Linked DNA regions of Homo sapiens: region 2 is linked to region 1. Evidence: chromatin loops called from intact Hi-C (ENCODE). Cell type or tissue: PC-3. All regions are shown on one strand. Each heading gives the region's core, and the rest is flanking DNA. Links, peaks and the distances in the headings are about the cores only.

Region 1 (4,399 bases), core at 256-4,255:
CACATTCACATCTTCTTCCAGGATCTTTCTAGTTTACTTGCTTATGTTTTTAATCCTGGGACATTTTCTTTGCATGTGTTATTACCACAAAGATAAATATTTGGCATTCGCACCCCATCGCTTCCCTTTTCCTGATTTGGAGAAAAGAGGGGGCTCAAAACACAAATACTGCTTACTTTTCAGTTTTGCCTGAGGCCAGCTGTGTTCTATGGCACACAGACTGGGGTCTCAAAGGTGTGTGTGGATGAACAGTTTGGGTATGGGGGCCTGGGAAGAGCTTGGAGATTGGGAATCTTGGGGGTGGGGCTGGGGAGTGGGGAGTTGGGAGTATGTGTGACCAGAAAATAGTAGCATGAGGAATAGGTGGTAGTACTCTTCTCATGTAGTCAAAGGTCACTTTTGAAGTTATTAGGTATTCCTGGCTAGAATCCTTAGTTGCGTGGAACTCCTCTGCAGCTTTTAGATTGTATCATTTTCCCCCTTAAAGATACCTGTTGGATAATCATAAATGTGGGCTCCAAGGGAGAAGTATTCATTTATACATGAAAACAAGCTACACAAAGTGTGGCCAGTGGAAAAAACTCTAGAAGTGAAATGGGATCTCCTCTCTGGTATGGTTTATATCTTGATTGTCTGAGGGTTGGATTTAACGCTTAAAAATGCTGCAAGTGTACTATTTTGTCTTTGGTCAGTTGGTACTCTTCTCCCAGGAGGAGCTTTTTTTTGGGAGACAGTCTTGCTCTGTTGTCCGGGCTGGAGTGCAGTTGGCACCGTCACGGTTTGCTACAGCCTCGACCTCCTGGGCTCACGCGATCCTCCTGCCTCACCCTCCTGAGTTGCTAGAACTACAGGAATGCACCACCATGTCCGGCTAATTTTTACAATTATTTTTGTAGATATGGAGTCTCACTATGTTGCTGGGGTTGGTCTGGAACTCCTGGTCTCAAGTGATTCTCCCCGTCTCAGCCTCCCAAAGCACTGGAATTACAGGCATGAGCCTCTGTACCTGGCCAGAAGCTTTTTTGATGGACTGATCCATTACCCTGATTGCTTATTTGAGTGACTGGTAATTTTTTTATTTGAGGCATAAATTAGACATTTGCCTCCAGGAGTAGTCTTAGATACTATTGGCACCTGGTTAATCAGCCACCCAAGGTTTAAATTGCAAAAGTAGCCTCCCTTTTCCTCTTTTAATGAGTATAAAACAGAGTTAGGTTTAGATTTATACCTGTAAAGGAAAGATATTACACCTTCTTTCAGTTCTCCTGTTAGACAAAGAATTCCCATGATGCTGTGTTTACTCAATTGTATTAATTGCAACTCTTGTTTTATTGTTTCTCTGGACTTTGGAAGAGTGGTCACTTATTTTTCATTAAACTTTGATAAACTGCCTTCTGTTTATTTCCAGCTTCTTGGTTCATGTAACACTAACGGTTTTGAAACAGATCTGATGAAGCAATAGTAGCTTAGAGGATGCTCCCATGATTTGATTAGCATGGTTCTTCTTAAGATCTCTGGAGAAAAAAAATATCTAGTTAAAATCTTTGTCTTTTTTTTCTTCCTCTGAAGACATGGTGCAGTATGAATCAGTTTAATGCTGACTTTGGAAAAGTAGGAAATGCTTAGTGAGTAGACAAAAAATGATGTGGTTTGGACAGCGATGTTCTGTATCGCATTTTATATTAAGGAGGACTTGTAGCAGTTATTATATTTCTGCTTTGTGGTTGGGGAGAGGGAGGGAGGGAGGGGGAGAGAGAGAAATTGCCCAACTTGTATGATAGGAAAGGTTAAGTGCCGGGAGTTGGCCAGGTTGTGACTCATGCTCCTCGGGGCTGCGTGATGCAAGACCTTTTGCCGCCAGCTCATTCATGTCTGCTGTCAGGACCGGTCATTGGGCTGGTGTGTGTCAAACTTATTTTTATCTCTGCTTTATTGACAATGAAAACAGCTAGGTGGTCAGCCTCCCTCAGTATAATAAAATGCTTTCTTTTAAAATACCTCAGTGCCAAGATGAATATGGTTTGTTTAAATAATGACTTCTGCTCTACTGAGAAAAATTGATATTGGGACACAGGAGACTTGCCTGGTTTCTGAGGTAACTTGGTAGATTATAATCTGGTTGCTATGGCTACTCAGCAGCAGTGAAAATTACATGAACTAAACATTTGAAGGGAGGTATTTTCGTCGGATGCTTAAAAGCCCGTTACCTATCATCTTTCTCCCTGAAGAAGTGGGATGGGGGTCAGGAATTGAACTCAGTAAGCAGGGGGGGAAGGTATAAGTGGACCTTAGAGGCTGGATGCCTCTGCGTCGTTCTTTGAAGTTTGGCCTGGTGTCAGTGACCACTGAGGAACTGTTACAGACACTTTTTGTGCAATATGATAAGCAGATAATGTGACGACAGTCCGGACATGTCCCAATTCAGAAATCCGTTTTCTTGCCTGGGACTTTCCGTAATACTGGTGAATTGTATTTTCTGAACCGGTATTCAGGGCACATTGTCTGACAATTATGAGCGTGGTAGAAGAGAGTATATGAATTTGGGATTGTCAGAGAAAATCTAGGACATAGAGTCTTGGCATCCATTGGTTCCCCCCTCCCCCAGCTAATTAATTCCATGGGCATATATTACAGTTCTATCCCTAGAGCTTTAAACACAAAGCAAATGGTTTTTGCTTTATTACAGTGATGCTAGAATTGGTCTAAGGACCTTTAAAAAGACATGGATAATTGTCTGTATTGAAGTGTGATTTTCTTCCATTGTAGTTTTTATATTGTATATTTATGTAAAAATAAATGATTTTCATGTTAAAGAAATGACTTTAAAAGCTCCTTTTCAAGAAAACAAATATTTGGCCCGGCGCAGTGGCTCACGCCTGTAATCCCAGCACTTTGGGAGGCCGAGACGGACGGATCACCTGAGGTCAGGAGTTCGAGACCAGCTTCAACATGGAGAAACCCCATCTCTACTAAAAATACAAAATTAGCCAGGCGTGGTGGTGCAGGCCTGTAATCCCAGCTACTGGGGAGGCTGAGGCAGGCGAATTGCTTGAACCTGGGAGGCGGAGGTTGCAGTGAGCTGAGATCGCGCCATTGCACTCCATCCTGGGCAACAAGAGCGAAACTCCGTCTCAAGAAAAAAAAAAAAAAACCAAATATTTTAATCATTCTAGAGATCTTGAAGGAATTTCCTTTTGAGTTTTTGAAACAGTACAGTGTGCTTACATTGGTGATAATTTAAATACTGAAAACTCAAAGATTATCTACAGTTATTATATAGGAAAAATAAATTGCCTTGAAATAACTGTCATAATTCAAGATAATGAGAAGCACCAAGGGTGAAGCTTAGTCTGAGTTTCCCTGAATGATCCTGTTTTTTCCAGGTAATGTATTTTCTGATTTAAAAAAATTTAGTATTCCAGCAGTATCATCTGGATGAATTATTAGAAGAGGCAAAATACATGGATATTAAAGATTGAGTATTTAAAGATGAAATGGTTTTGATTTCAAAAGTTTTACAAAACAAATTATAGTGTATACAGTAAATAAAGTTGACTTTTAAATTGCATCTTATGAAAGCTTAATTTCTAAGCTGAGATAATTATTTGCAATAGTTTTTTTTTTAATGTTTTATGACTTTCATTCATTCAGTGAAAGTAGTTATTGAGCACATAACTTATTCTATGCCAGGCATGGGGCTAGATAGCTGGATGTTATCCTTATCATGCCTAGATTAAAGAAGGAAAGGCAGACACTAACATAATTGCTTAGTTAATTGATTGCAGTTGTAAATTCTAGGAAGAAGTAGTAGAGCGGGTATTTTTGTTTGATTTAGAACACATAGTGGGGGACTTGACCTGTCCTGGGAGTCAAAACACTGTTATCACAAGCTGAGAAGGATGAATAGACGTTGGTTGAGGATGGAGGAAGGTAGGTGGTAAGCTAAGATGAAGGAGTACAGGAAGAGTATCACAGACAGAGGAAACAGTATGCTTGACAGTTTCAAGCCAGGGAGGAACAGGGCTTGTTCCGATAACTGTAGGATGAATGTGACACTGACATCCTGTCAATTTCTAGAAATTATATGGTGATTTTTAAAATAGTGTTAGCCTTGTACATGGTGGTTTTTAACTATAGTTTTTGTGGTGGTGGTGGTTGTTTTTGAGATGGAGTCTTGCTCTGTCACCTAGGCTGGAGTGCAGTGGTGTGATCTAGGCTTGCCACAACTTCCGCCTCCTGGGTTCAAGCCATTTTCTTTTCTCAGCCTTCCAAGTAGCTGGGATTATAGGCACCTGCCACCACGCCTGGTTAATTTTTGTATTTTTAGTAGAGACCAGGTTTCACCCAGGTTGGTCTTGAACTCCTGACCTCAAGTGATCCACCTGCCTCAGCCTCCCAA
Region 2 (4,399 bases), core at 345-4,344, 160 kb before region 1:
ATATATTCTTGTGAGATCAGAGAGGAGGAAAAGGTTGATTCTTTCTGGAAGGAGTAATCAGATGGGTTCACAGAAGAAAAATATTTATGGTGCCCAGTAGGATGGCTGTAATTTTTTAAAAAGAAAAAAAATAATGACAAGTGTTGGCAGGAATGTGAAGAAATTAGAACCCTTATACATTGCTGGTGGGAATGCATGGTGCGGCCACTTTGGAAAACAGTTTACAATTCCTCAAGAATTTAAGCATAGAGGTACCATACCATCCAGCAATTCCTCTCCAAGATATATGCCCAAGAGAAAAGAAAATATTTCCACAATAAAACTAGTACTTGTTACTAAAAGTGTTATTCGTAACAGCCAAAAAGCAGAAACAACCCAAATGCCCATCAGTTGATGAATGGATAAACAATATCAAAATGTGGTATATCCATACAATGGAATATTATTTATCCATAAGAAGGAAGAACTGATATATGCTGCAACGTGGATGAATCTTGACAATGTTATGCTAAGTCACAAAAGGCTACATATCATATGATTCTATTGACATGAAAGACCCAGCATAGGAAAATCCGTGGAGACTGAAAGTAGTGGTCACCAGGGGCTGAGTGGAGGGGGAAGGGGGAGTGCCTGCTACGGGATACCGGGTTTCTTTAGGGGTGACAGAATGTTCTAGAGTTAGATCATGGTGATGGTTGCACAACAGTTTAAATGTACTAAAAGCCACAGAATTTTCACTGTAAAATGGTGAATTTTATGTTATGTGAAGTATTACTCATATTAAAAAATTTAAGGTGGGATTTCAAAGAAAAGGAAGGATAGACCGGGCAAAGCAGGGAGAACAGGGCACCCAGTCTGGGGGAAGGCCTAGGGTCAAAGTTCAAAAGCAATAACATCCAAAGTTTGTTCAAAAATGGGGAGAATCTGGTGGAGATACAGCCTCAAGGCTACACTACTCAAACTGTGGTCAGTGGACTGTGAATTGTTTGTTACATTTTGTGAACATGTAAATGAAGAAATCCGAAGTAAATTGTAAAAACATTAGCTACTTACTGTGCACTCAGTCAGTGGCCTCCTCTCTTTACATGGGATACAGACCATGTAGAGCTCACATGGTGAACTGCATGTTGCTCAAGTTACACACTAGTTATGCACAATAGAAGCACATATCGGACCTCCACAGAATGGAAATGAAAACAGCTCGTCCTTTACTTTATATACTTTGAGAAGCACTGTCATGCAGAATGCATTATAAAAAGTAATAGGCAGCCTTTAATCCCAGCACTTTGGGAGGCCGAGGCGGGTGGATCACGAGGTCAGGAGATGAGACCATCCTGGCTAACACGGTGAAACCCAGTCTCTACTAAAAATACAAAAACAAAATTAGCCGGGCGTGGTGGTGGGCGCCTGTAGTCCCGGCTACTTGGGAGGCTGAGGCAGGAGAATGGCGTGAACCCGGGAGGAGGAGCTTGCAGTGAGCCGAGATCGCACCGCTGCACTCCAGCCTGGGTGACAGAGCGAGACTCCGTCTCAAAAAAAAAAAAAAAAAAAAAGAAAGTAATAGGCTGGAGAAATGGGTTGGAAACAAAGTGTAAGGAGCCTTACAAGTTAAGTAGTTTGGGGCCACATTTTAGTCCAAAATTCTTTTCTTCTTCTTTTTTTTTTTTGAAACAGTGTCTCCCTTTGTTCCCCAGGCTGGAGTGCTGTGGTGCTGTCTCAGCTCACTGCAGCCTCGACCTCCCATCTCAGCCTCCCGAGTAGCTGGGACCACAGGCATGAACCACCACGCCTGGCTAATTTTTGTATTTTTTGTAGAGACGGAGTTTCACCTTGTTTCCCAGGCTAGTCTTGAGCTCCTGACCTCAGGAGATCCGCCTGCCTTGGCCTCCCAAAGTGCTGGGATTACAGGCATGAGCCACCACACCAGGCCTCAAAATTATAACTAGGTTGTGCCTAATTATGCACCATCATTGTGAATTGTGGCACTTCTAAGTATGGATTGTCTTTTAGAAGTAGAGAAAACAGAGTAAATGGGTAATTGCAGGGAAAAGAAAATCTTAAAACAAACACAAACCCCTGAAAAACAAGTCAGGGGATATCTACTCCACGGAATCAAAAAAAAAGTCTATGGAATAATCAAAAGAGGTTACAAAAAAGGCACATAGCACACTAATCAACATGTAAAGGATTGTTTATATTTACTGAATGAATAAAAGAAATCAGAACAGGCCCCCCCAGGATGGAAACAGAATTGAGGGCTAGGTTAACGGCAGAGGCAAGAGGGCAGTAGGAAATCTCACAGCTCACATGAGGCCAGAGGGCAATAGGAAATCTCACAGCTCACACTCTCCTGCAGAGGGAAAGAACAAAACCAGCCAGCTCTATGTGTGGGAAAACACTCTCAGCCTCTTAGAAGAAGAACCCTATATTGATTCCAGACATTGTTATTCCCACATGCAGGGGGAATGAAGAAAGAAAAGGAAACCAAGGTATTGACAGGAAAACCAGCTTCTACTTTCTCCTACGTCTTTGATGTCACTGTGGAGCAACCATGAGACTTTCCCTGTTGTCATTTGTCAATTCGTCCTTCCCCAAGCCAAGGCAGTTTACTAACGTCTAGACTCATTAAAGTGGATGAGATTTTGTTTCCAAATCCTGGACAGTGCTAATGTAAATGCTTGTTTATCCATGGTGGTGCAGAATGAAGGAAGTCCATGCTCTGCACAAGTAAAGCGATGTGTCATGTCATATTGCCAAAAGGTTGCATCATTTCTAAACTTTCCGGAAGACTGGATGGGCAAGAGGTCATCTATGTTTATTTTGTGAAGTTTGCCCTACCAGGAAATGTGTGGGTACAAGAGATATTTTGGGCCCATGAGACTCTCACTTTAGATGCTTAATCCAGCAGCATGTGCTATAAGCTTCAGTCTCTAACTACATCTTTAAAAAGAGTGGCAAGTTGTGAAGTATGCAAGGTTTTTTGGCTGCACTGACAGAGCCACGTATAAAATCCTGTTGCCAAGCAGAGACTAGAACCAGATGACAAAGACTGAAAACACACGCCATGTATTGACTTTCCTATAAAATACTCATTACAACCTAATCCAGTCATACTCATTTCTAGAAGAATTACATAATCAGTCAGCAATCCATATTAATTAAAGTTGTAAATTGACCTTAAAAGAAGATTTTTAAACAAAATTGTTCATGTCAGATTTCTTTAAGAATACAGTGGAATTACTTCAACAAAGAAGAAAAATGTTTTAAAGAAGTAATTTTTAGCACAAATTTTAACAAATAGTACTATTCATGGCCCACCAACGGCCCTATTCAAACGTCTCTTGGACATTTTATTTGTGGTTTTCACATCATTCATAATCTAGAAAATAACAGTACCTCTGCCCTGAAAGGAACTACTCCTCTACTTTTCCCTGTGGTTCTGATACGGCTGCCAAGGAAAATATCACTCAGATGTAATCCTCCAACACACACACACGCACACACACAGACACACACACGCGCGCACACACACGCACACACACATTCCAACCCTTATCACATAGCAGTAAGAAGTAATGAAGCTAACACAAACAGGAAGACAATACCAAGAGATGGAAACAGAGAGGCCAGCTCTAACCCTGGAATGCACAGCCAATATATCACCTCTATTGTTTAAACTATTTGAGTTGTTCCTGTTACTTGCAACCAACAGAATCCCAACACCAAAACCCAGGACTTTCAATTCCATAATGGACAGTGCTCCACATTGCACTATTCGGGGGTGGAAGGAGTCTGGAATAGTGCAATGGGGAGTAAAGTTTATATGACTGTCACCCCATAGACATAAGCTACGTGTGACTGATAGCCCTGGAGTTATGCAATGTGAAGTTATAAGGGGATATTTTGCCCACTAACACCATCCATTTCTCTACACACCTAGTGCAACTTGAGCTTGGGTAAAGCCACTTCTAGAACTTCCTGCCTAGTACTGCTATTCTTGCCATTACCACTCCATATTTCATGAAATGCCTTTAAAAAGAATGTTCCTCCACTCTTCTTCTTTGCTTGGATCCTCACAATGCAGGTACCAATTTCTCTATGGAGAATCTTTTAGCTCAGCCCCACATAGAACAAGGCCATTTCTCATAGCAGATGGTGGCCAATTATTTCTGCCTAATTCCTACCTCTACAATTCTTGCCCTTAGAAACCCTTGCATTCCCTACTTCTCTAGAGGTTACAAGTTCACTTCTCAAAAGTCAACCTCGGTGGCTCACGCCTGTAATCCCAGCACTTTGGGAGGCCGAGGCGGGCGGATCACGAGGTCAGGAGATCGAGACCATCCCGGCTAAAACGGTGAAACCCCGTCTCTACTAAAAATACAAAAAATTAGCCGGGCGT

What was found. A loop is a pair of places that touch in the nucleus more often than their neighbours do. Peaks named below come from ENCODE experiments on the same cell type or tissue, not always from the same donor. Only the 100,000 strongest peaks of a DNase experiment are listed, where the experiment ranks them.
Region 2: it touches region 1 in a loop (3-fold over the local background); 4 of 110 quality-filtered maps call a loop at or near these places.

The regions. Positions count from the first base shown.
Region 1 is chr3:172,128,261-172,132,659 of GRCh38, forward strand. All of the region lies in intron 2 of FNDC3B (fibronectin type III domain containing 3B), which reads left to right. Among named protein-coding and RNA genes, the nearest start is that of FNDC3B, 91 kb to the left of the region's middle. In PC-3, for the core only: no CTCF peak of the experiment used is centred there; a DNase peak (open chromatin) is centred at 1,841; H3K4me3 peaks cover 603 bases; H3K27ac peaks cover 2,821 bases.
Region 2 is chr3:171,964,610-171,969,008 of GRCh38, forward strand. All of the region lies in intron 3 of LOC105374217 (a long non-coding RNA gene), which reads left to right. Among named protein-coding and RNA genes, the nearest start is that of TMEM212-AS1, 66 kb to the left of the region's middle. RefSeq lists an enhancer at 2,746-2,890 and a cis regulatory region at 2,813-2,824. In PC-3, for the core only: no CTCF peak of the experiment used is centred there; a DNase peak (open chromatin) is centred at 2,762; H3K4me3 peaks cover 276 bases; H3K27ac peaks cover 1,830 bases.